Regions from separate parts of the Homo sapiens genome. Here region 2 is linked to region 1. Evidence: read pairs that join two places in POLR2A ChIA-PET (ENCODE). Cell type or tissue: Panc1. All regions are shown on one strand. Links, peaks and the distances in the headings refer to the core of each region. The heading gives the core; the rest is flanking DNA. Region 1 overlaps BRAP (BRCA1 associated protein). Region 2 overlaps SH2B3 (SH2B adaptor protein 3).

The links. Peaks named below come from ENCODE experiments on the same cell type or tissue, not always from the same donor. Only the 100,000 strongest peaks of a DNase experiment are listed, where the experiment ranks them.
Region 2: POLR2A ChIA-PET joins it to region 1 with 15 read pairs; 3 of 35 experiments call an interaction of 5 or more read pairs at or near these places.

Annotation. Positions count from the first base shown.
Region 1 is chr12:111,633,544-111,649,003 of GRCh38, forward strand. BRAP (BRCA1 associated protein) reads right to left here. Exons shown (of 12, transcript NM_006768.5): 12 at 8,603-11,019. The coding sequence ends at 10,656. LOC124903020 (a long non-coding RNA gene) reads left to right here and starts at 15,415. Exons shown (of 2, transcript XR_007063463.1): 1 at 15,415-15,460. RefSeq lists an enhancer at 1,876-2,479. In Panc1, for the core only: no CTCF peak of the experiment used is centred there; no DNase peak of the experiment used is centred there.
Region 2 is chr12:111,407,059-111,418,957 of GRCh38, forward strand. SH2B3 (SH2B adaptor protein 3) reads left to right here. Exons shown (of 8, transcript NM_005475.3): 2 at 11,061-11,819. The coding sequence starts at 11,088. Among named protein-coding and RNA genes, the nearest start is that of SH2B3, 7.1 kb to the left of the region's middle. RefSeq lists a silencer at 2,899-3,048 and enhancers at 6,141-6,988, 10,609-11,308. In Panc1, for the core only: no CTCF peak of the experiment used is centred there; a DNase peak (open chromatin) is centred at 6,725; H3K4me3 peaks cover 921 bases; H3K27ac peaks cover 3,521 bases.

The DNA of each region.
Region 1 (15,460 bases), core at 4,465-12,464:
AAAAAAACAAAGAAAAAGCTCTTGGACACATTTGCACATAGACATACACACAGCACCAATTTACATCTGCCAAATTAATACTGCTTTATAATATCCTCTAGTAGTTTGTAAGATTTTTGTTCTAGGCTTTCTCTCTCCCCATGTGTTCTATAATAAATTGAAGCTGCAAATTAAGCCGATCCCTCCAGAATATCCAGTTTCCAGTTAGCCTGTTTATGCCCTTTTGACTGTGCCTCTGGGGGCACTAGCAGAGTCTGCACTCTTACAGAGAGAACACCTTAGAGCCTGGATAGCCTTGTTCCAGAAGCGACTTTTCCAATGGAGCAAATGTCCATGAGGCTCTGGATAAAGGAACTGAGATGTCAGTGTAAATGGCTGCTGTGGGCTGGGCCCCAAGCTCCCCAGGGTGAAGGGGCCAGCACAGTCCATTGAAATGAATTCCCAAGGCCAGCCCTTGGGTATAGTGGGGGGAAACCCTGTGGCTTTCCTCTTCCTTTCTCTTTATCAGCTCAGGCGCCCCATTGAAGTGGGAAAGGAGAGAGGGAGAAGTTAGAAAACTCCATGAGAAGAGGCTAGGGTTGGTGGCTCACGCCTGTAATCCCAGCACTTTGGGAGGCCGAGGTGGGCAGATCACCTGAGGTCAGGAGGTCCAGACCAGCCTGGCCAAGATAGTGAAACCCCATCTCTACTAAAAATACAAAAACTAGCTGGGCGTGGTGGCGGGTGCCTGTTAATCCCAGCTTCTCAGGAGACTGAGGCATGAGAATTGCTTGAACCCTGGAGGTGGAGGTTGCAGTTAGCCAAGATCGTGCCACTGTGCTCCAGTCTGGACAATAGAGCTAGAGACCCCTTCTCAAAAAAAAAAAAAAAAAAAAGGGAAGGCTGGCAGAGGGTGGATGTTCAGGACCCTGGACTCACACAAAAGTGGCCTCAACTCAGTACTCTCCTTTCCCAAAACAACAAAATCGAACTAGGAGCTGTGTCTTTTACATTCCCAAGTCCCAAAGTTAGGGGAGATAGTAGAGCAGAGTGGTGATAAGCCCAGGTTTTGGGGTTAGATGATGTCAAGATTGAGAATTGACTGAGTGTGGTGGACTGCAACTGTCATCCCAGTGCTTTGGGAGGCGGAGGTGGGAGGATCACTTGGAATTCAAGGTCAGCCTGGGCAACATAGCAAGATCCCATGTCTACAAGAACAAACAAATTAGCTGGGCATGGTGGTGTACCTGTAGTCCCAGCTACTCAGGAGGCTGAGGCAGGAGGATCACTTGAGCCCAGGAGTTTGAGACTGCAGTGAGCTATGATCGCGTCACTGCACTCCAGCCTGGGCGACAGAGACCTTGTTTATTAAAAAAAAAAAAAAGAAAAGAAAAGAAAAAGGGCCGGGCACAGTGGCTTATGTGTATAATCTCAGCATTTTGGGAGGCTGAGGTGGGAGGACCACTTGAGCCCAGGAGTTCCAGATCAGCCTGGGCAACATAGGAGACCCCCAAAATAAGAAAAAGTTAGCTGGGCATAGTGGCACGCTCCTGTGGTCCCAGCTACTCAGGAGGCTGAGGTGGGAGGATCGTTTAAGTCCAGGGAGGTTGAGGCTGCCATGAGCCATGATCACACCACTGCACTCTAGCCTGGGCAAGAGTGAGACCCTGTCTCTAAAAAAAAAAAAAAAAAGAAGAGAGTGAGAGGGCTGGGCACAGTGGCTCACGCCTGTAATCCCAGCACTTTGGGAGGCAAAGACAGGTGGATCACCTGAGGTCAGGAGTTTGAGACCAGCCTGACCAACATGGATGGAGAAACCCTGCCTCTATGAAAAATAAAATAAAATAATTAGCTGGGCCTGGTGGCAGGTGCCTGTAATTCCAGCTACTCAGGAGGCTGAGGCAGGAGAACTGCGTGAACCCAGGAGGCAGAGGTTGCAGTGAGCTGAGATCCCGCCATAGCACTCCAGCCTGAGTGACAAGAGCAAAACTCTGTTGCAAAAAAAGAAAAAGAGAGAGAGAATGGCCTTTATCACTTACCAGCTATGTGACCTCAGTCAGTGCTGGTCGAGTCCCATCCTGTTTCCACTGCGCCCTAGTTTCTTGCTGTGTAAAATGGGTTCACCGTAGGACCTGACAGGATTGTTGTGAGGACTGGATGAAACATACAAGGCAAGTGCTCAGCACAATGACTGGGCGGTAGGTTGTGTGAGCTAGCAGTGTAATCAAACACATCAAAACCGCAGGACAGGGCTTACTTCCATTTTTCATTCTCAGCAAGTGCAAAGGGGCTATCTCGGCTCTACGTCCTACTAAAATCCAACACAGGTTTGGGGTCTCTAGATTACCGCTCTGGCTTGCCTGATTAGGACAACCAGTGCTGGAAAAGAGGCCCCTCATAGGGATGTCCTGCTGGGATTTTCCTAGTCCACTTGGGTTCACACACGCTAACGGTAATCCAGTGAGGCTCATTAGCATCCCTTACCTCCCTTCCCACGAGAATGTTATGTCAGAAGGTGAAAAGGAAACTTTTTAAAGAGTTAACCAAAAAGGCAGCCCTCTCCTGTGGGCCATAACGGAGCTAACCGAGAAGGAGGAAGGGATGGTGTGGATGATTTCTTGGGGGGACTGTTCTGTTTTTGAAAGCGGTGGAGCATTCTGATTGACAATGGTGAGGGGCAGAGGGGCCGCAGTGAGAAGAAAAGGACAGGAGTGAGCCGTAGCATTACTCTAGCCAAACAGAGCCAGGAATCTCGCCAACGAGAAAGTGCAGGATTGGCAGCAACCGAGAGATCCCGCATGGACTTTTAGGAAAGATTCTAGGCCACAGCACGGGGCCTCCTCCGTCTCAGCCAGGATAATTCTGGCATCAGCCCCCGGCCCAGGCGTGTTCCCACATAATTGAAGTCGAATGTGCTGGGGGAGAGGCCTCCGCATTCCTCCTGGCTGTGGAATCCTCAGTGCCCTGCAGTTGGCCCTGTTTGGGATCAAAGCCAGTTCGTGTTGATTTTCCGCAGCATGGAAACAAATGCGACGAAGCTGTTTTCCTGAGGCAGGCATTTTGAAAAGAGGATCTTAATTTTTTTCCCCAAGGACAGGTGGGGTGGGGAGGTGGGGGAGTGCCACGTGGCTCCTCTCTTGCTGTCCCTTTTGCAAACAGTTGGGCTCATAGTGTCTGCATGAGCAGAAACTGATCAGTTAGAATATGAGTGAATACAGCTACAGCTAAGGTTGCTTCTATCACAAAAGATAATTCCTAAAAAATGCTGCCGGAAGACCCTCTGGCTGCGTGTGATAAGTCACAATTTGGTTGCTCTCTGTTGGAGTGTTTCCAAGATAGCAACTCTCCTTTTTCCTCCTAAAATTTTCTGCTTACATGTCTTAACTTCTAGGTCTTTCTCTGTAATCTGTTGTGCCTGTAAAATTAATTCCTGTCCCTTCTTTTTAGTTAGCACTGAAGCCTTTTAGTGCTAAGCATTATGCTAATGATGTAAACTGATACAGGCGAGTTTCTTAAGTTGTGGAAACATCTTTATTTATTTATTTTTTTTAGACAGAGTCTCGCTCAGCCGCCCAGGCTGGAGTGCAGTGGCGTGATCTCGGCTCACTGCAACCACCGTCTCTCTGGTTCAAGTGATTTTCCCGTCTCAGCCTCCTGAGTAGCTGGGATTACAGGCACCTGACATCATGCCCGGCTAATTTTTTGTATTTTAGTAGAGACAGGGTTTTGCCATGTTGGCCAGGCTGGTCTCAAACTCCTGACCTCAGGTGATCCGCCCGCCTCAGCCTCACAAAGTGCTGGGATTACAGGCATGAGCCACCGCACCCGGCCGGAAACATCTCATTCTTTTACAGGGGACTTGAGTTCTCCCAGTTCTCTAGGGAAAACCTGAACTTTTGCCTATTGGGCCATAATCAAGGGATTGAGAATTAGAACCAGGAGTTGATATAGCTGGGAGAGCAGTGGTGCGATCATAGCTCACTGCAAGCTCGAACTCCTGGGCTCCAGAGATCCTCCTGCCTTAGCCTCCTGAGTAGCTGGGACTACAGGCATGCGCCACCCCTGGCTAATTGTTTTTAATTTTTAGTAGAGACAAGGTCTATGTTGCCCAGGCTGGTCTTGAACTCCCAGCCTCAAGCGATCCTCTTATCTCGGCCTCCCAGAGTGTTGGGATGACAGGTGTGAGCCACAGCACCTAGCCTGGGCTCTTCCTTTTTAAATTAGGAAACACATGTACCAGGAAATCTGGTCTGGAACCTGCTGCTTCTTCTGGGCAAAAAAAATGGCAGAAGACATCCTCACAGAGGCCAAGTTGGAACTGTTTTTCCTATTTGGCATTTATGCTTAGTGCTGTAGATTTACTTTTACTTTTTTTTTTTTTTTTTTTTTTTGAGATGGAGTTTCACTCTTGTTGCCCAGGCTGGAGTGCAATGGCGCGATCTCTGGCTCACCACAACATCTGCCTCCTGGGTTCAAGCGGTTCTCCTGCCTCAGCCTCACGAGTAGCTGGGATTACAGGCATGTGCCACCATGCCCAGCTAATTTTGTATTTTTAGTAGAGATGGGGTTTCTCCATGTTGGTCAGGGTGGTCTCAAACTCCCAACCTCAGGTGATCCTCCTGCCTCGGTCTCCCAAAATGCTGGGATTACAGTCGTGAGACACCATGCCTGGCCTGCTTTTATCTTTTGAAAATACAACACCCAGGCTGGGCGTGGTGGCTCATGCTTGTAATCCCAGCACTTTGGGAGGCCAAGGTGGGTGGATCACTTGAGGTCAGGAGTTCGAGACCAGCCTGGCCAACATAATGAAACCCCGTCTCTACTGAAAACACAAAAATTAGCTAGGTGTGATGGTGGGGACCTGTAATCCCAGCTACTTGGGAGGCTGAGGCAGGAGAATCGCTTGAACCCAGGAGGCGGAGGTTGCAATGAGCCGAGATCCAGCCACTGCACTGCACTCCAGCCTGGGTGACAGGGCAAGACTTGGTCTCAAAAAAAAACCAAAACAAACAAACAAACAAAACACCCAGATTTATCCTGAGTGCTGTACACGTTCACGTTCTGGGATCTTGCATGTAATTTCACTCTTGGACTTCCCCTCCTGGACAAACCTCCCTGCATTTGTTTCAAGGCCATCTTGAGCTGGATCGGAAAGGAGTCTTGGGTCAGGGGATTTAGAAAAAGGTCTGAAAAGAAACAAAGCTGCTTCAGTTCACTTAGTAAGTGTGGTAATTAGCCTTAGAGTAACAAATGTTATCTGCACCAGTGCAGCTCCGTGCCAAGTACCAAAACCACATTTTCCAGATGATTCCAGTGAGTTTTTCACTCGAAGCAATTCAACATTAGGCCCTAAAGACGGCAATCATCTTGTACAAAACAAGATTGTTCATTTCTTCCTTTCATGCAGCAAGAATGCAAAATCCAGATTAAGAACCAACTGCAGAACCCCTTTCTTTCATGTCCTCCTAAGCTTCCAGAATTATAGGGAGAGACTACTCAATGTTCATGAAAAGCATACTAGCTACAATAATTCTGAAATTGTTTTGGCTTCTGGAAGTACAAGTTTCCAAATTAATGTCTGATAGACCCTATGGTCGTAAATGTCTGTGAACATGTGAGTTTCAGGAATACAAGGTAAAGAAAGGTTATCACTAAAACATGAAAAGATGGCCAGGCGTGGTGGCTCACGCCTGTAATCCTAGCACTTTGGGAGGCCGAAGCAGGCAGATCACTTGAGGTCAAGAGTTTGAGACCAGCCTGGCCAACAGGGCAAAACCCCATCTCTACTAAAAATACAAAAATTAGCCGGGCATGTAGTATGCACCTATAATCTCAGCTACTCAGGAGGCTGAGACACGAGAATCACTTGAACCCAGGAGGCAGAGGTTGCAGTGAGCTGAGATGGTGCCACTGCACTCCAGCCTGGGGGACAGAGCGAGACTCCATCTCAAAAAAAGAAAGAAAGAAAGAAAGAAGTTGTTGATTATGGCAATTAATCAGGATAAAGAGGCCAGCCCCCACTCCAGTAAAAATTAAAAGCCTTATGTAACTTCCCTGAAGTTCACTAATACCCAAATGCAAATAATGCTTTTCACTTGCTCCAGGGAGACTACAGAACAGGGTTTGGGGGAGGCCAGTGGGTGAGGGTGGGAGGTGCAAAATCAACTTCACCTTGCAGAGGAGAAGCAGACACTTGGCCTTGGCTCTAGGATAAAACTTGGGGTTCCTAAAGGACAGGCTTTTCTCCCTCTTACTGCTTCACTCTTTACTGTCAAAGCTATATCTGGGCCAGGCGCAGTGGCTCACACCTGTAATCCCAGCACTTTGGGAGGCCGAGGCAGGCAGATCACTAGAGGCCAAGAGTTTGAGACCAGCCCGGCCAACATGGCAAAAGCCCATCTCTACCAAAATACAAAATACAAAAAATACAAAAAATGGCTGAGCACAGTGGCTCATGCCTATAATCCCAGTACTTTGGGAGGCCGAGTAGGTGGATCACTTGAGGTCAGGAGTTCGAGACCAACCTGGCCAACACGGCAAAACCCCATCTCTACAAAAAATACAAAAATTAGCCAGGCATGGTGGTGTGTGCCTGTAATCCCAGCTACTTGGGATGCTGAGGCATGAGGATTGCTTGAACCCAGGAGGCGGAGGTTGCAGTGAGCTGAGATCGCGCCACTGCACTCCAGCCTGGGCAACAGAGTGAGGCTCTGTCTCAAAAAAAAAAAAAAAAGCTGCATCTGTTGGTGCAACCATTTTATAGGTATTCTGGGTCTCTATTTCAAGAATTTTCACAGGGAAGCATGAAAAGGACTGGCCAACAGAAAAGGTCTGCCACAGAATACTCGGTGGCTTCCTAAACTCGATTAAGGTGACAGCCTGGTCTCTGGGTAGTTTAAAGGACCCCCAGCACTGTTAAGGTGCAGCTGATTCTTAAGAGACTTTTAATTTCCCTTCTGCTGCCAAGAGAAGTGATGCAGCAGAGTCACTATGCAGCAGTTAATTCAGCTTTATCCTGGAGAAAATAAGAGTGACTTTTTCCTTTTTTAGATAAGCCCATGGCATCGCACAAGCCAAAATATGCCACCAGCCCAAGCAACGTGGCATCATGCATGGCAGCCAAATCTCATGGATGGTATTTGTAGCTTGTGGAGCCTGACTGTACTAGGAGAGGGGTTTCTAAACGATGACAGAAGGTTGTTCATTCGTGATTTGCCAAGTTCTCCACACTCTACTAGCTGGCTGTGGAAATCAGTTTCTCAGCCCTTTTGAGGAGGACAACTTTGCCATGCAAGCAGAGAGTGGGTAGTTGCTTCAGTGTTTATATATTGATCAATATATTCTAGCAAGTCACATTTATGACGGTTTCCCACCAAGAACAAACCCCCCCACCAAAACAATCTCAGCTTAGTGGGAAATAGTCTCAGGTGTAAAAATTGCTTTTAGTGGCTGGGTGCGGTGACTCACAACTGTAATCCCAGCACTTTGGGAGGCTGAGGCGGGTGGATCACTTGAGGTCAAGAGTTCGAGACCAGCCTCGCCAACATGACAAAACCCCATCTCTACTAAAAATACAAAAAATTAGCTGGGCATGGTGGCACATGCTATAAGCGCAGCTACTCGGGAGGCTGAGGCAGGAGAATCGCTTGAACCCAGCGGGTGGAGGTTGCAGTGAGCCAAGGTGGAGCCACTGCACTCCAGCCTGGGAGACAGAACAAGACTGTCTCAAAAAAAATAAAAAATAAAAAAATGTGCTTTTAGTTTGCAAGAGTTGTGTGCCTAGGACTTCCCTTGCCCAGTTCAGCTACTTTTCACTAGTTTGGGAACCTGGAAGAAGGGAGTGGAAAGATGAATAATCTAGATGCTCACTATATTGTTGAGGGTTTTTTTTTTTTTTTTTTTTTGAGACAAGGTCTGTTGCCCAGGCTGGAGTACAGTGGTATAATCACAGCTCACTGCAGTCTCGAACTCCTGGGTTCAAGCGATCCTCCCACCTCAGCCTCCCAAATAGCTGGGACTACAGGTGTGCAAGACCATGCCCGGCTAATCAAAAACTTTTATTATTATTATTTTTTTTGGTAGAGATTGGGTCTGGCCATGTTGCCCAGGCTGGTCTTGAACTCCTGACCTCAAGCATTCCTCCCACCTCAGCCTCCCAAAGTGGTGGGATTACAGATGTGAGCCACCGCACCCAACCAAGGGGCTGATTTTTACGTTGCTTTTTAAATCAAGGCCACTTTTTTTTTTTTTTTTTTTTTTTGAGATGGAGTCTCGCTCTGTCACCCAGGCTGAAGTGCAGTGGTGCAATCTCGGCTCACTGCAAGCTCTGCCTCCCGGGTTCATGCCATTCTCCTGCCTCAGCCTCCCAAGTAGCTGGAACTACAGGTGCCTGCCACCATGCCCAGCTAATTTTTTTTTTTGTATTTTTAGTGGGGACGGAGTTTCACCATGTTAGCCAGGATGGTCTCGATCTCCTGACCTCATGATCCGCCCGTCTCAGCCTCCCAAAGTGCTGGGATTACAGGCGCTGAGCCACTGTGCCCAGCCGACACTTTCTTAGATTATTAGAGACATGCTCCCAAGCAAATGTCAGTCAGAGACACACATTTCACACGGGGCAGAATAATTTCAAAGTTTGGCTATTTTAATTCAATTTCATTGTTCAAGGTAGTATGGGTATATTAAGTGGTTCATTTCCCTCCTGAAGAAAACAACTTCTGTCTGATGTGATTTTGTGAAATTCAAACATGACTCTTTGACTGTTTAAAAAAAAATTTTTTTTTCTTTACGTATCTTGGTAAGATTTTTTTTTTTTCTGGGACATATTTTTTGTAAACCTCCAAGTAGTTTGGAAACACTTGCCTATTTGCTCATTCCTCTGGGCACAGCCTTTCAGAGCATTTATCCCACCTGTACTGAAAAATCTGTTTTCCCAGGTGGTGGTGGGGCCACTGGATAGAAGGGATCACAGAGAAATGAGGAGTGAGCGAGCTTTGTAAACTACTTCTAATTCTCTTCATTAGTATGCTATGATCCACCCCAGCTTCTGCAAGGTCAGACATGCAAGACAAGTACTTGGCCAAAACAGCAGGATTCTAACTAGTGTAAAAATAGATTTTAAATAAAATAGAATCTCTATAGGAAAGAGAATTAGGTTATGCTTTACATTCCCACTCTTAAGATATCTGTATATATAAGTCCAAGAGAGACTCAAAGAGTTGGTCTGCCCTAAGTAAAAATTAAGAATGTCTGAGTACATTCATTTTGCAACATTACACGTAAAGTTTTTTGGGAAATGCTGCAGCACATCCCACAAAAACAGATGGTGATTAGTGATACAGTTGATGTGCTAACAAGTAACATGTAAGACATTTAGGTCAAAGGGGATGAGGCCTAATTACAGGCTAAAAACCTATTCTGAAATGTGATCATTTGAAAACCTGTGGCTAATTATAAAGCAAAAACTAAAACCTGTTGTTTAACAATACATCTTACTAACCTATCCCTCTACCTCTTCAAGAAACTAAATTCCAACACAGGTCTTATTTTAAGTTTGCTCAATTACTGCAGGTTATAAATTATTTGACATTTATGGTTCCAGAGAGAGTACACAGCCCCTCTGTTGGCCCACACAAGCGTTATATGACTGTTCTAAAGGGGGCTCTGTTGAAATTCTAATTTTAGGATTTAGAAACAGCTTTTGGTTATATCTTGAAAGCGTAATTGAAAATCTGCCCAAGCTCCCTCTAGCTGCAACCTGAACATGCAGCCCAATATTTTGTAAACATTTAGAAAATACTAAACCCAACAAAATACACAATTAGCTAGTCAGAGGCCTCACTCTACATTTTCACACGGATGAGAAATCTCCCCACTCAGTCTTGCTAGATGCTAGGATACCCACTCTGAGATTTGAGTTTGGGAACAGCCATTAAGCCTCCTCCTTAATTGCGGTTCATAATGATGTACGAAGTCACCAAAAATAAACAGTGGAGCTGCCACCATTTTTCCTACACTGAGTCTACCCAATGTGCCCCGGGTTGTTTGTTTTTCCTGGCTGGCCCCAGAGCAAGAAGAGATGACTGCTGGTAAAGAGCCAGGGCCTGGTTTACTACCAGGCCTCTTTTCAGATAACATTCAAGCAATTCTTCCACTCCCCAGAGGAAGGGGGAGATGATAATGATATGACACTATTGCTAGGGAGTTTTCATAACTCCTTAATAGCCAATGGAAACCTCTCTTTAAAGCAGCTGTTATGCCCTCAGAGAGGTTTGGTGCTTTAGTGCTAGATAACCTTACCTTTGAGGTTACAAGAAATAACTTAACATCTTAAACCTACCCCAGAACTGAATGTCAAATACGCCAACTCCATAAATACAATGGAAAAATGCACAGCAGAGTTGGGGCTTCTACCAAGCAGGAAGGCAAAATGGTCATTAGAATGTGAGGTTAGTGAACTCTTAAGACCTTTTCGAACGCAGCGCCTTTCTATCAGCTCTCCAGTCAGCACCCTTTACATTCACTACATCACACACTAGCAAATGAAAGAGCCAAACAACTGTGGCTTGATCCTCACTTGTACTTATTAGGGCCCACCCTCACATTTAGCTGAAGGTCCCAGCACACTCTCACAGTGTCAGGGAGAACAGTCTCAGGGATGTCTGTTGCTCTGAAGGTCACTTGCCCCTCTTGCTGCGGCCCTTCCTGGAGGGCAACTTCCCACTGCCCCCCGAAGAGGCAGGGCTCGAGGCCGAGGCCATGGCGATGTTGATCTGTCCCTCCTGGATTTCCTGCCGGGTCTCGGCAGGCAGATGGTTGATCTTCTGCTGTGTCTCCAGGTAGAACATGACGTCACGCAGCTGCTCCTGGATCTCGGTGATCTGCAGATCTTTTTGGTCACAGGTCTCCTTCAGCACCCTCTCCTCCTCTTTTAGCTTGTTCTGCAGGAGGACTTGGTTGGCTCGCAAACACTTGTTCATTTCCTGCTCCTCTTTGAGCTCGTTGGTGAGTTTGGCCACTTTTGTGTTTAGCTGAGTGCACCTTTTGAAAAACAAAGGAAGACAAAAGCACATTTTTCATTTGCTGACACAGTCCCCTTTCTGCTCTGGGATTGAACAGAGAAACCATGACCTCAGAATCCCTTTAGGACAGACCCCTTTCTCCCATCGTGAGGGAGAATGGTTTTCTGCCATCGCAATCAGCTATGCAAAGCAAGAATTTTGCTCTACTTAACACAAGTGTATTTTTTTTTGAGACGGAGTTTCGCTCTTGTTGCCCAGGCTGGAATGCAATGGCACGATCTCAGCTCACTGCAACCTCCACCTCCTGGGTTCAAGCGATTCTCCTGCCTCAGCCTCCCAAGTAGCTGGGATTACAGGCACCTGCCACTATGCCTGGCTAATTTTTGTATTTTGAGTAGATATTGGGGTTCGGCATGTTGGCCAGGCTGGTCTTGAACTCCCAACCTCAGGTGATCCACCTGTCTCGGCCTTCCAAAGTACTGGGATTACAGGCATGAGGCACTGCGCCAGTCCACAAGTGTATTATTTATTTATTTATTTTTTGAGATGGAGTCTCACTCTGTTGCCCAGGCTGGAATGCAGTGGCGTGATCTTGGCTCACTGCAACCTCTGCCGCTTGGGTTCAAGCGATTCTCCTGCCTCAGCCTCCTAAGTAGCTGGGATTACAGGTGCCTGCCACTGTGCCCAGCTAATTTTTGCATTTTTAGTAGCGACGGGGTTTCACCATCTTGGCCAGGCTGGTCTGGAACTCCTGACCTTGTGATCCACCCACCTTGGCCTCCCAAAGTGCTGGGATTACAGGTGTGAGCCACCGCGTCCAGCCCACAAATGTACTTTTAAGACACTTTTTTTTAAGCATCAGAAAGTTTTCAGTAGCAGAAACTATTCTGTGACTGACGGTAAAAATTCTACTGCTTCTTTGTTTTGCAGTCAGTGGTTAAATAGGTGCCTTCGAGATGATAGCTGTGATAAGGAAGTTATGAGGAAAAGTGGCATTCTTGGAGAGTCAAGTACTCTGACTTCATTGCATTTGCTGAAGGGGAAAAAAAGGGCACTTATTCTAACCAAAGGGCTTTAGACTTGGGAGTGCCCTATTCTTGATGTCCAGTCTTACTCATAAGTAAAGAATTGCAAATGAAACCACCATTTGAGGCCAGGTGCATTGGCTCATGCTTGGAATCCCAGCACTCTGGGAGGCTGAGGCGAGAGGATCGCTTCAGTAAATGAAACAGGAAATGAGTTCGAGACCAGCCTGGGCAACAAAGTAAGACCCTGTCTCTACACAAAATCAAAAAACTTAGCCAGGTGCAGTGGCGTGCACCTGTGGTCCCAGATTTACAGGAGGCTGAAGCTGGAGGATTGCTTGATCCCAGCAGGTCAAGGCTGCAGTGAGCTGTGTTCATGCTACTGCACTCCAGCCTGAGTGACAGAACGAGATCTTGTCTCAAACAAACAACCCATACCATCTGAGACCCAGCAGAGTGGCTCATGTCTGTAATCCCAGCACTATGGGAGGCAAAAGTGAGAGGGTCACTTTGAAATCAGCCCGGTCAACATAGCGAGACACCGTCTATACAAAAGAAAAATTAAAAAACTAGCTGGGTGTGGTGATGTGCACTTGTAGACCCAGCTACTTGGGAGGCTGAGGCAGAGGACTGCTTGAGCCCAGGAATTTGAGCCTGCAGTGGGCTGTGATTGCATCACTGCACTCCAGCCTGTCTGACAGAGTAAGACCCTGTCTCAAAAAAACAACAACAAAAACCAAAAACACTCACACACAAAAACCACGAACAAAAAAACCCCACTATTTGAGATACTATTTTTATGCATCAGAACACCCAAGAGCTGAGACATGAGAAAAGAGGCACTTACACACTAGCACTGGAGCATGAACTGGTATAAACTCTTTCGAAGACAACTTGGCAATATCTATAAAAACAAAAAATTTGGGCCAGGCACGGTGGCTCACGCCTGTTATCCCAGCACTTTGGGAGGCCGAGGAGGGTGGATCACGAGATCAGGAGTTCAACATCAGCCTGGCCAACATGGTGAAGCTCCGTTTCTACTAAAAATACAAAAATTAGCCGGGTGTGGTAGCGTGTGCCTGTAATCCCAGCTACTCGGGAGGGTGAGGCAGGAGAACTGCTTGAACCCTAGAGGCGGAGGCTGCAGTGAGTCGAGATCGTGCCACTGCACTCCAGCCTGTGTGACAGAGCAAGATTCCGTCTCAAAAATAAATAAATAAAAACAAAAAATTTGCATGCCCTTTGACACAGCTATTTTACTTCTAGGAATTTATACCATAGAATAGATATACTCAGGATTAGGTAAAAAGAGACATGGAGGAAGATGCTCATTACAGTATTGCTTATAGTAGTGTGAGATTTGACACAACTTGACACAATCAATAGGAACCTGGTCAAAATCATTATGCAGGCCAGGTGCAGGGCTCATGCCTATAATCCTAGCATTTTTGGAGGCCAAGACAGGATCAAGGAGGAGGATCACTTGAGGCTAAGAGTTCAAAACCAGCCTGGGCAATATGGCAAGACCCCGTCTCTACAAAAAAATTTTCAATTGGGCAGACATGGTAGCACACACCTGTAGTCCTAGCTACTCAGGAAGCTCAGACTAGGAGGACCACTTGAGCCCAGTAGCTGGAGGTTGCAGTGAACTATGATTACGCCACTGTACTCTGGCCTAGGCAACACAGCAAGACCTTATTTCAACAACAACCACCACAACAGAAATCATTATAGTACATCCATACAATTAAACAGCATGCAGATGTTACAAAGATCAGGATAGATTTAGATGTGCTAGTATGAAAAAAAATCCAAAAACATATTTTATCAAAAAGAATACCTAGATTCTATTTTTGCAGAGAAAAGATTATGCATGTGAGATATTTATGTGGGCAGAGCTAAACATCTAGAAGAAGAAATATTCACTGGTACTGGTTAATAATGGTTAACACTAGATAGCAGGATCTAGAGGGTGAAAAAGAACTTCCAGTTTTTGCAGGGTGTGGTGGCCCATGCCTGTAATGGTAAAACAGTCTCTGCAAAAAATTAGCCAGAGGCCAAGCACGGTGGCTCACGCCTGTAAAACCAGCACTTTAGCAGGCGGATCACCTGAGGTCGGGAGTTTGAGACCAGACTGACCAACATGGAGAAACCCTGTTTCTACTAAAAATACAAAATTAGCCACGCATGGTGGTGCATGCCTGTAATTCCAGCTACTTGGGAGGCTGAGGCAGGAGAATTGCTTGAACCCCGGAGGCAGATGTTGCAGTGAGCCGAGATCACACCATTGCAGCCTGGGCAACAAGAGCGAAACTCCGTCTCAAAAAAAAAAAGAAAAAAAGAAAAAAAAATTAGCCAGGGGTGGTGGTGCACAGCTGTAGTCCAGTTACTTGGGAGGCTGAGGTGGGAGGATCACCTGAGCCTAGGGAGGTGGAAGATGTAGTGAGCTGGCCGAACACAGTGGCTCAAGGCTGTAATCCCAGCACTTTGGGAGGCTGAGGAGGGCGGATCATGAGGTCAAGAGATCGAGACCATCCTGGCCAACATGGTGAAACCCCGTCTCTACTAAAAATCCAAAAATTAGCTGGGTGTGGTGGTGTGCTCCTGTAGTCCTAGCTACTCGGGAGGCTGAGGCAGGAGAATCACTTGAATCCGGGAGGCGGAGGTTGCAGTGAACTGAGATCGCTCCACTGTACTCCAGCCTATTGCGCCACTGCACTCCAGCCTGGCGACAGAGCAAGACTCTCTCTAAAAATAAAGATGGGCTGGGCACGGTGGCTCACGCCTGTAATCCAAGCACTTTGGGAGGCCAAAGCGGGTGGATCATGAGGTCAAGAGATCGAGACCATCCTGGCCAACATGGTGAAACCCCGTCTCTACTAAAAATACAAAAATTAACTGGGTGTGGTGGTGTGCTCCTGTAGTCTTAGCTACTCGGGAGGCTGAGGCAGGAGAATCACTTGAATCCGGGAGGCGGAGGTTGCAGTGAACTGAGATCGCTCCACTGTACTCCAGCCTATTGCGCCACTGCACTCCAGCCTGGCGACAGAGCAAGACTCTGTCTAAAAATAAAGATGGGCTGGGCACGGTGGCTCACGCCTGTAATCCAAGCACTTTGGGAGGCCAAAGCAGGTGGATCATGAGGTCAGGAGATCGAGACCATCTGGCTAACACGGTGAAACCCCATCTCTACTAAAAATACAAAAAAATTAGCTGGGCATGGTGGCAGGCACCTGTAGTCCCAGCTATTGGGAGGCTGAGGCAGGAGAATGGCGTGAACCCGGGAGGCGGAGCTTGCAGTGAGCCGAGATCGCGCCACAGCACTCCAGCCTGGGCAACAGAGCGAGACTCCGTTTCAAGAAAAAAAAGATGTAGTGAGCTAAGGTTGTGCCACTGTACTCCAGCCTGGGTGACAGGGAAAGACCCTGTCTCCAA
Region 2 (11,899 bases), core at 3,615-11,614, 230 kb before region 1:
CAGGGGAGCTTTGTTTTGAGGGAGGGGGACTGCATTTGAGGAACTGGAGAGGAGGGTCTGCCTGCCTGTCCCGCTTCTTTTTTTCTTTAGTTTCCTCATTCTCCTGTTTCTCTTCCCCATTCCCAGCCACAATGATGTAGGTGAGGAGGTCACTGCCTGCAGCTGGGGGCCTCCAGGGAGGGGCACGGCCAGGCTGGGCTGAGTGGGAGGAAGTGAAATCTGGTGGGGGGTTCAGAGCAGAGGCCCCGGCAAGGCAATGTCGGCAAGGCCAGCTTTGGTGGCAGGAGGGACCGAGATCTGACCCGCAGCCCCTCGCCGGGGAGATGACAGTTCCCTAACACCGGCTAGCAGCCAGGCCTCAGGGCCCCTGCCAGGGCAGTGGGCCTGTGGGTCTCCAGGGATGCAGGCGCAGGTTGTGTCTGGGTTTCCCATCACTGACCTGGCTGCCTGAGTGGAAACAGCTCTGGAGGCTCCTCGGGACCTGCCCTCGTGGAGGGAGAGCCGTCAGAGGCCACCTGGGCAGGCTGGGCTCGGAGGATGAGAGCCAGGGCCTACTGGGGGAAGTTGGAAGGGTTTTTAGTGCACTTTTCCTGAGCCTTTTCCCACTACCCCCTCTGGGAGGGAAAATCCTTCTGAGCCAAAGGGTGAGCATTCCTAGAACTTTTGTGAGTCCCTGTGGGCCACAGAGCGGCCAGCTGGGAAGGGGCTGGCTCAGAGCATCAGCAGCTGGGGGCTCAGGGTCTGCAGGGGCTCAGCAGGAAGTGGAGGAGGATAGTGAGGAGGGTCCTGGAGACTGTGCTTTGCTACTCCTATTGCCTTCGTTCAGCTGAAGGCGTGGGCAAGTGACTCTGCCCTCAGTTTCCCTCTGTGTAAAATGGGGGAGTAACAGGTTTGCAGTGGAGATTTAATGAGCCAGTGTGTAATGAGCACCTGCTGCCTGGCAAAGAGAGGTTCAGTTGCAGGTGGTGGTGGTGGTAGTGGTGATTTTATCATTGCCTTCATTAGTGTTACTGTTATTGGCTATGAGGTGTTCCTTCAGTAGTCTCCCTTGAGCATCTCTTGCATACATAGCACTGGAATTTCCTGGGTCTTTGGGAGCAGAATTTTGAAGATCTGGGCACTTCCTTAGCTATAAGGCCTTGCTTAACTGCCCCACCTCAGTTTCCTCATCTGTGAAATGGGTGTGCTAATAGTACCTACTTCCTAGAGTCATGGGAACCATGAATGAGTGAATTCACAGTGTCCAGAGTGGCTTGGTCAGGAGGAAGAGAAGAAGTAGCCTTGGGGCCGGAATGATCTTTTTTGTTGTGGGTGTTAGCTCTGCTGGCTTTCTTTCCTCATCCCCCCACCCCCACCCCCATGCCTCTCAAACCTGGGCCTGATCCTCCTTCTCCGATAAATAGAACTTTTGAGTACAAATCAGATCCCACAGGACTGCTGGGCCCTTGGATTTCTGGCTCCCGCTGTGCCACCCCCAGACATTCTCCATATCCCAGGTGGAGCAGAGCTGGAGGCACTTGGAGGGACCTCCTCGCTGCCAGTCTCAGTGCCACCTGTCTGTGGTGAGGGGAGACCGGGTGCCCTCCCCAGCCAAGGTGGGGAGGGTCAGTGAAGGGGGTCTCAGGGACATAGTAGGGAGCTGTCCCACAGTCTGGGCCAATACAGCTCCTTTTGCTGGAAACACCTTTGGGACCCAGTTTACATGACCCCACACCCTTCTGAGGGCTGGTGTTCATGAGGGTCTCCCATTGCTGGGGATCCTTGGGTTGATCACTTAAGCTCTCTGAGGCAATTGAGACAACATCTGTGAAAGGCTTTAACAGCTGTGCACTTGCTGTGACATGGCACATAAGGCACTGAGCGCTGAGCCTGGCACTCAATTAACAATAGTAGATATTATTGCTATTAATAAAACAAGAGGCTTTTCCTGCTAAATTCCCACTTCTCCCTGGTAGCAGTATGGACTTTGGGGCCAAATCTGGGCTCTGCCAGCTTCCAGGTGTGAGGTCCTAGGCAGGTTACCTGGCTTCTCTGATCTGGACCTCGCCTGCCCGATGGAAGCCAAGAGTTCCAGCCTCCCCAGGGTTGGGTGTGTGAAGTACAGTGTCAGGACTGGAACTGTGTTGGCTGTACTTGCTCTGGCTGTGTGATCTTGGGCTGGTCCCTTAGCCTCTCTGAGCCACAGGTCTTTTTGTCTATGAAATAGGGGGGTTGCCAACTCCCTGTTAGGGTGGTTTTGAGAAAAGGAGGCATGCACAGTGCCCGGCATGCAATTGGCACTCAATAAGTGCAAGCCATTGCTGTTCATGCCCAATAGGGGCTGGCACTTAATTGCCAGGTTTCCTGGGAAAACGGTCCCCAAGGGCCCGCGGGCGTTCAGCATCTTTGACGAGGCAGGGCAGGAAGCCGCTGCCGTCTGGCAGACCGGAGACGCCTGCCTCGGCGAGTCCAGAGGTGCAGTGCTAGCTGCTCATTCCCTGCAAGGCCCCATTCCTCACTACCCACCCTTCCCAAGGAAACTGAGGCGGGCAGGCTGCCCAGGGGAAGTGACTCAGCCGGGGTCACTTGCTGAGTCAGGCCTTATTGGACCCAGGAGTCCTGCACCCCACCTCCCCAGCTTCCCGGGGCTTGAGATCCCTTGGAGACTGAGCAGGTCCTGAGGCCTGGCAGCAGGACCAGGCCACCACTGGACATCTGCTCAATGGGGCCCTGCTGCCGGGGTGACAAGCATCCCTCTACCAGGGCTCCAGGGTTCTGCTGGCCACCACTAGCCATCCTTCCTCCCAGCAGGGGCAGAGGACACTTCCCCAGGGGAACAGGTCCTCCTGGTGCCCCCCCACTCCCCGCCCCAGCCGGAAACCCGGCAGCTGAGCAGTTAGATAGAAGATTTTTCCTCCCACGCCACCCTGTCAGGGGTCGGCCAGCAGGGCCGGGCCACAGGCTTCCTTGTGAGCCAGGCCTGGAGCCCCTGGGGGCCCACCCGGATGTGGCTACCCCCCGGCTGGCCAGTGGGGAGCCGGCTGCTGCCCAGGACATGTGTCCCCAGGGAGGCCTGGGAGGAAGGAAGTCTATGCCCTCCTCACAGGGGCTGACTCACAGGCGCCCAATGGGGGGCCCCAGCTGGGAGACTGGGAATGTGATCAATCAGGGAGGTGGACACACAAGGGGACCTCTGACATGGGATCTGCCCTTTCAGAGCTCACACACTGGTGTCATCTCAAGGAGGAGAGGCCCAGAGAGGGCAGTGTATGCTGCGAGAGGCGAGGTAATTGAGGGCTTACGCATGTCCCTCCTGATGTCCCCAAGTAGCACGTGGGGAGGAGGTTCACCCACAGGCTGCCCTCCTAGGGTCTCCCCTGTCTGCCCTCAACCCAGAGGCAGTGAAAGGAAGAAGCCACGGCCTTGGGATGGGGGGCGTGCGGGATTCTGATGGTGCTGCCTCTCCGCAGGGAGATGGTTCTTGGCTTTCCCTACCTCCTGAAACCTAGCTGGGGCGGTGGCTGGGATGTCAGGCTGGCGGTGTGGGCAGAGGAAGCCAGAGGACATTTCCTGTTCTGGCAGACTGTGCTGGCCTGATAAATGTCCCCGGGGCACAAGGTGACCCCAGCAAGGGTGCATCAGTGTCCAGCCAGCTGCCCCGTGGCCTGGGGTAGAACCCACCTCTCTGCCTCCCCAGGGACCCTGCCTTCGCCCCCTGCTTCCCGTGGGCATCTCTGCGTCTGGCAACTTGAATGCTGTGAAAGGGCAGCAGGCCGCCTGCCAGGCAGTGTGTGTCAGAATCCCACAACTCTCTGGGCCTCCTTAGGCCACAGGGTCTGGACTCTATGAACAGTTGGTGCTAGGCATGGGGAAGATAGAAATGTTCCTTGTGGCCTAGATTCAACCAGGAGGCCTCCCTGGAGGAAGTGTCCCCTCTGAAGGTGTGAGACTTCCTGCCTATATCTGTGAGCTGGGGCAGGGGAGAGTGGAGGCTCTGGACTGGCCCAATTTAACTTCATTTACCACACTTTAAGAAATCTTCCCCAGGCTGGGAGCAGTGGTTCACACTTGTAATCCCAGCACTTTGGAAGGTCAAGGTGGGAGGATCACTTGAGCCCAGGAGTTTGAAACCAGCCTGGGCAGCATAGTGAGACCCTGTCTCTACCAAAAAAAAAAAAAAAAAACTGGGTATGGTGGCACATGGCTGTGGTCCCAGATACTTGGAAGGACTGCTTAAACCCACAAGGTCATGGTTGCAGTGAGCTGTGATCATGCCACTACACTCCAGCCTGGGTGACAGTCAGACCTGTCTCAAAGAAAGAAAAAAAAAAAAAAATCCTCCCCAAGCCTCAGCAGGGGAATTCCTACCATGGATAAAGGCTTTCTCTGCATGTGGGCCTGATCATTAAAAGGAAAATTTCAGCCTCCCGAATTATACTATTATCCAGGGTGATTAGATAGAGGAGAGGCTGAGAAGCCCTGATCTCAGCGGGGCATGGATTAAGGGGACCCCACAGCTCAGCCAGGTTCCCAGCGATTCAAGGTCCTGCGATTTCTCACCGACTTGGTGGCTCCAGGGTGCCTGGGGCTGGCTGTGCTTCTTGGGGAGCACCAGGTACCACTGCTGCTTCGAGGCCCTCAATAGCCCTTTGGTGGACCCGGTTGTGTTCTGAGCTTGGGGTCCTGAGATGCAGACACCCCCCAGCCCCAGCTGGTGGGCGTGCAGCTAGCTGCCTTCATGTATTTGCTGCAGGGAGGGAATTGGGGGTGGGGGACAAGGATGCACCAGGCTGAGTTATTCCTTCTGCACATCATCCTGCCCCTCACCTGGCTGCAGGATTTGGGGAAACCCTGGAGACCCCCATAGCTGGGAGGTTCCTGCCCCAGAAGGAAGCCTGAGCAGGTGAGGGGGGTCTCCTGGGTGCTAGGGCCCCTCTGTGGGGAAGGTGGTTTATTTCTCTGGCTGACCAGGCTCCCCCGAAGCTCTGTGCTGGGATAGAAGTGTCCCAAAGACACCCTGCCCCCAACTCATACCCTACAGTCGAAGCCTGAGGGCCCCAGGTCCCCCTGGCGTGATCATCATTGCTTCCTGTCCACAGCTTGTCAGCCCCTGATCCCAGGGTTGTCACCATCTGATCAATTGCTTTTTCTCTGAGCCTGGCACATAGTAAGCACTCAATAAACGCCACTGCCTGGGCCAGGGTCAGGGAGGGATCCACCTTCCTGTGGCCTGGCTGCCCTCCTGGCCAAAAAACCTCCCTGGTACAGTCCCTTCCATAGCTTGGGCTACAGCTGACTGCTCTGGGCTGGCAACTTCCTGCCCGGAGCAGCCTGAGCAGCCGCCTCTCCCCTGAGAAGATCTTTTGTTCCAGCTCCCCATGACGCCCCGAGCCCAGCCCATGAGGCAGGCCCCCCTGTGGCTTCCCATGGCGGGCGAGCCTGACTCCGAGGCTGGAGCTCTTTTCTAACAGTGATAGTAAGAAAATAGCAGCAGCCACTTATGAGCCCCATGCCAAGCACACTGCAGACATCAGTTCTTTTTTTCTTATAGAGATATGGTCTGCTTCTGTCACTCAGGCTGGAGTGCAGTGGTGTGATCACAGCTCACTGCAGCCTCGACCTCCTGGGCTCAAGCAGTCTTCCCGCCTCAGCCTCCTGAGTAGCTGGGACTACAGGCCCAGCCACCATGCCAGGCTAATTTTTTTGTATTTATAGTAGACATAGGGTTTCATCATGTTGCCCAGCTTGGTCTCGAACTCTGGGGCTCAAGCAATCCTCCCGCCTTGGCCTCCCGAGGTATTGAGATTATAGGTGTGAGCCACTGAGCCCAGCCTCTCATTTTTGTTTTCTTCCTTTTGCCCTGTGACAGTTTTCCTGATCATTGGTGGGTTTGGGACCTGGACAGAGCTACTGCCGACTCCTGACTCCAGCTGGAGCTGAATGAGACTTTTATATTCTCTCCTCTGGGACTCACTCATTCATCCAATAAGCATTCATTGGGAAGTGAGCCCTTCTTGTGTGCATTTAGGCACTGATCAGACATTTTGGGGGTCCCTTCTGTGTGGGGGTCTCTATAATCACTAGCTATGGGGCCGCTCTGTTTCAGCTTCCCCATCTGTAAAATGGAAGTAATCGTTGGACCTACCTCCTAGGGCTGTTAGGAACCTTGGAAGAGGTAATATTTTGTAAAAGTAGTTAGAAAAATGCCTGATATGATCTTGGCATGGTGCCATGAGCCTGTAGTTACAGCTACTCTGGAGGCTGAGGCAGGAGGATCTCTTGAGCCCAGGAGTTCGAGGCAGCAGTGAGCTATGATTGTGCCACTGCACTCCAGCCTGGAAGACAGAGTGAGACCCTGTCTCTAAAAAGAGAAAGAAAAATGTCTGATGTGTAGCAGACGCTCAGTAAATGCCATTGTTCTTATGGGAGGACTGGTGGAAGGGGCCCAATGAGGGGGGTTCCCAGCCGTTGCCTGGGCAGTGAGGGACCTGGAGTGGGCGCAGCTGTTTTGAGGAAGGCTCCTGCCAGGGTTTGGCCCTGCAGTTGGGCTTCAAGACTCTGACATACAGGACTGTGCGGAAGGTAGGACGGCCCAGGGGGCGGGGGAGGTTGGTTCATGCTGGTTGCCACGCATCTGCCGGGAGAGCAAGAGTTTGCAAATCCAACTGATCTCTTGCATTCATATGTTCATTCATTCAAGAGGCATTCATTGAGCTCCTGCTGTATGCTAGGAGCTGGAGATGAAGCAGGGAATGACTCATGGAACTCAGTCTGTTGGAGAGATAGTCACTAATAAAAGCATCCTGTCAAGTGATAATGTGTGACCAGTGTGCTGAAGGTCAAGTTCAGTTGGGAGCTCAGAAGAGGCTTCTCTTATGTGCAATTGGAAGCAGACAGGGCAGAGGGAATGGCTCATGCCAACACCCACAGGCAGCTGGCGTGACTAGCGGCAGATCGTGTAGGTGGGGCAGGAGCCTGGGTCTGGAATCACAGCTCTCTGGGCATCCTCCAAGCCACGAGGGCAGCGCCTGTCTCACCTGTGTCAAGGCTGGGTGTGGGGAACAGTAGGATTGACCAAGAACAGGTGCCCTTATGCAGGGGTTAGACCCTCCCCCCTTCAGGGACAGGAAGAACATGGTGGCCAAGGGCAGATGTGGCCCCTCCCTCTCCCTTCCCATCTGCCTGACAGCTTTTAGTGACTACTTACTGTGTGCAAAGTACCTACTGTGTGCGGGTCCCAAGGACCCTGTGATGTACAAAACTGTCGACTGTAGCAGGGCACGGTGGCTCATGCCTGTAATCCCAGCACTTTGGGAGGCCAAGGTGGGAGGGCTGCTTGAGCCCAGGAGTTTGAGACCAGCCTAGGCAACATAGTGAGACCCCATCTCTACAAAAAATACAAAAATTAACCAGGTGTCGTGGTGTGTGCCTGTAGTCTTAGCACTTTGGGAGGCCAAGATGAGGATAGCTTGAGCCTGGGAGGTCTAGGCTGCGGTGAGCCATGATTATGCCACTGCACTCCAGCCTGGGTGACAGAACAAGACCCTGTCTCAAAAAAAAAAAAAAACATTGTCGACTCTGCATGGCCCCCTTCCATCGAGGGCAGAGGCACCTACTTGTGCTTTTTGGGGTTTCTTGTGGAGATCGGCTGTGGGGGTTCCACCATGGCCTCATGTGACAGGGGCACCCTTTGTTGCCACTGCCCTGCAGACATGCCCAGCGGGACATGGCCACATGCAGAGACGGTGCCTGTGGAGGGGTGTGTGGCAGAGAGAACCCCATTTGTAGGTTCGCATCTCCACCTTGCATTCCCTTTCATGGGTTCCTTACAAGGTGGATGCCATGCTGCCACCTGGTTGGCAGATGAGGAAATCCAGGTTCAGAGAGGTTGAGTCAGGCATCAGGAGCCACACAGCCAATACGTGTCCCCCTTTGTAATGTGAGCCCTGGGAGAGCAGTGTTCGTCTGTGCTGTTCACCGTGGTATCTCAGGGCCTAGCCTGGTGTCTGGCACACAGTAGGCCCTCAGTAACACCTGAAGAGAGGATGAAGGAGGGCGTGATTGGAGGCAGCAAATGTACCCAGGCCCCTGTGGCTCTGTAGCTTGTGTTGTGCAGCCACTACCCCTGCCCAGGGAGGGAGTCACTGGAGTGGCACTGCTGTTCATTCAGGGTGTGCTGATATCAGGGATCTGGGGCCCAGTTTTGTGCCTGAGTAGGGAGAGCATTTCTTCTCCATCTTGAAGAGCGACATGGATATGTGGTCTCCAGCAGGGGCCCAGGCCCAGCGAGGGTCAGGAGGAAGGAAGGATGGTGCCCACAGAGGTCCCAACTGTTCTGCACCGTGGACAGCAGAGGGGTGGGGGGTCTCAGTGCCATTCTGGTGATGTTGTGCCTAAGGAAAGGCCCTCTGGCCATGGGAGGAGAAGGATGCCCCAGTTGAGATGGGCAGGCAAAGGTCTGCTAGTCCTGAGGGTCCCCTGTCAGTGCAGGAAATCCCTCTGGACCCCCGTGACTTTTGTTAATTTATTCCTTTTTATTTTTTGTTTTATATTTATTTTTGTTTTTGTTTTTGTGTGTGTGATTTTTTTTTTTTTTTTTTCCAGGACAGAGTCTCGCTCTGTCACCCAGGCTGGAATGCAGTGGCATGATCTCAGCTCGTTGCAACCTCTGCCTCCCAGGTTCAAGTGATTCTCCTGCCTCACCCTCCCGAGTAGCTGGCATTACAGGCACACACCACCACACCCAGCTAATTTTTGTATTTTTAGTAGAGGCGAGGTTTCACCATGTTGGCCAGGCTGGTTTCGAATTCCTGACCTCAGGTGATCCACCCACCTAAGCCTCCCAGAGTGCTGGGATTACAGGTATGAGCAGCTGCCCCCGGCCCATTTATTTATGTATTTATTTATTTATTTATTTATTTAGAGACGGAGTCTCGCTCTGTTGCCCAGGCTGGAGTCCAGTGGCGTGATCTCGGCTCACTGCAAGCTCCGCCTCCCGGGTTCATGCCATTCTCCTGCCTCAGCCTCCCCAGTAGCTGGGACTACAGGTGCCTGCCACCACCCCCCGCTAATTTTTTTGTATTTTTACTAGAGATGGGGTTTCACCGTGTTAGCCAGGATAGTCTTGATCTCCTGACCTCGTGATCTGCCTGCCTCGGCCTCCCAAAGTGCTGGGATTACAGGCGTGAGCCACCGTGCCCGGCCCTATGTTTATTTTTTAGACACCAATAATATACTCTCACCGCAACATGGAAATAACAACAATGTCAGCCAGTCTTTATGAAGCATTTTCTACGTTCTAGGGCTTTACAGCTATCAATTCATGCTCATAATATGCCTATGAAGTAGGCATGATCATGGTTCCCCTCTTACAGATGGAGAAACTGAGGTAGAGAGTAATCATGTAAGTCACTTAAGGTCCCATAACTAATAAGTTGTTGCTGGTTTTTTTTTTGTTTTTTTGTTTTTTGTTTTGAGACGGGGTCTTGCTCTATCACCCAGGCTGGAGTGCAGTGGCACCATCTCAGCTCACTGCAACCTCCACCTCCTGGATTCAAGCATTTCTCCTGCCCCAGCCTCCCAAGTAGCTGGGACTACAGGCGCCCGCCACCACAGCCGGCTAATTTTTGTATTTTTAGTAGAGATGGGGTTTCACCACGTTGGCCAGGCTGGTCTCTAACTCCTGACCTCAAGTAATCCACCTGCCTCGGCCTCCCAGAGTGCTGGGATTACAGGCATGAGCCACCGCGCGTGGCTGGTGCTGGGATTTGAACCCACATTCCAGAATCTGTGTTCTTAGCCATCCTTGCTAGAGATAAGCAGTAACAGGCTTCTTGGTTACTTCCCCACCATCCCCACATCCCAATTCTGATTCCTCCCCAGAGGTACCCACTGTTTCAGGATGAGTTTGCTTCTGCCAGACCTTTCTTGCCCACCATTTACAAAATGTTTGTGTACACATAAACATTAGTAGTTTGGTTTTATGTATGTTCATGTAAATGGGATTGTCTAGGGTGTCTTGTTCTGCCGTTTGCTTTTTCGCTTAGTGAATAGCCCTGGAGCTCTCCCAGAGGTGGTGGGGTGGGTCTTCCTCACTCTTTCCCCCTGATGCAGTCTTCCAGCCTATAGATGGGCCAGATTCTTTCACTAGTCTCCAGCTGGTGGGCATTTAGGTTGTTTCTAGTTTTTCCCCATTATAAACGTTTTAGCAGGAAATATGTAGCAGGGAGCAAGTATTTCTCTTGAATACTTAAAAGTGGGATTCCTAGAGCCTGATTGCTCTGGCTAGGACTGTCAGTACTGTGTTAAATAGAAGTGACCAGAGTGGGCATCCTTTTCTCATCCCTGGCCTTAAAGGAAAAGTTGTCAACTTTTCACCATTAAGTACAATGTTAACTGTGTGCTTGTCATATAGGGCCTTTATTTTATTTATTTATTTATTTATTTATTTATTTTTTGAGACAGAGTCATTCTGTTGCCTGGGCTGGCGTTCAATGGCTGATCATGGCTTACTGCAGCCTTGACTTCCTCAGGCTCCCAAGTAGTTAGGACTACAGGTGCACGTGCTGCAATGCCAACTCATTTTTGTGTTGGTTTTTTTGGAGAGATGGGCTTTCACCATGTTGCCCAGGCTGGTCTCAAACTCCTGGGCTCAAGTGATCCTCCTGCCTCAGCCTCCCAAAGTGCTGGGATTACAGGCCTGAGCCTCCGACCTCAGCCTTTATATAGGGCCTTCAGTGTGTTGAGGTACAACATACCATCTATGCTTAATTTGTTGAAAATTTTTATCATAAAGATATGTTGAATTTTGTCAAATACTCTCTCTGCATCTATCGAAATGATCATATGGTTTTTGTACTTCAAAAGCAGGATTCCAGAGTCTAGAATCAATTCTGCCAAATTGGCCATGCCCCTTACAGAATGCCACTTGGTAGGGGAGTGCATGTTTCCCTGCATCTTCACCAGCACTGGGTGTTATGGTCGCGTTGGATTTCTGCTGTGGTGCCCGGTGTGTAATGGGGCCTACACCTGCTTGCCCACCTGCTTACTCCTTGTCGCCCCCCCACCCACGTGTCTTTCAGCCCGGCCGCACCACCTGGGTCTCCGCCATGAACGGGCCTGCCCTGCAGCCCTCCTCGCCCTCTTCCGCGCCCTCAGCCTCCCCGGCGGCGGCCCCGCGGGGCTGGAGCGAGTTCTGTGAGTTGCACGCCGTAGCGGCGGCCCGGGAGCTGGCCCGCCAGTACTGGCTGTTCGCCCGGGAGCATCCGCAGCACGCGCCGCTGCGCGCCGAGCTGGTGTCGCTGCAGTTCACCGACCTCTTCCAGCGCTACTTCTGCCGCGAGGTGCGCGACGGACGGGCGCCGGGCCGCGACTACCGGGACACAGGCCGTGGGCCCCCAGCCAAGGCCGAGGCGTCCCCGGAGCCAGGCCCCGGCCCCGCCGCCCCTGGCCTGCCCAAGGCCCGCAGCTCTGAGGAGCTGGCCCCGCCGCGGCCGCCCGGGCCCTGCTCCTTCCAGCACTTTCGCCGCAGCCTCCGCCACATCTTCCGCCGCCGCTCGGCCGGGGAGCTGCCAGCGGCCCACACCGCTGCCGCCCCCGGGACCCCCGGAGAGGCTGCTGAGACCCCCGCCCGGCCTGGCCTGGCCAAGAAGTTCCTGCCCTGGAGCCTGGCCCGGGAGCCGCCACCCGAGGCGCTGAAGGAGGCGGTGCTGCGCTACAGCCTGGCCGACGAGGCCTCCATGGACAGCGGGGCACGCTGGCAGCGCGGGAGGCTGGCGCTGCGCCGGGCCCCGGGCCCCGATGGCCCCGACCGCGTGCTGGAGCTCTTCGACCCACCCAAGGTAAGTAAGCCCTGCCCGCGGGGTTGCGCACTGCACTGCGCCCTTCGCCTTCACCCTGGGGAGAGCGCGGGCTGGGGAGG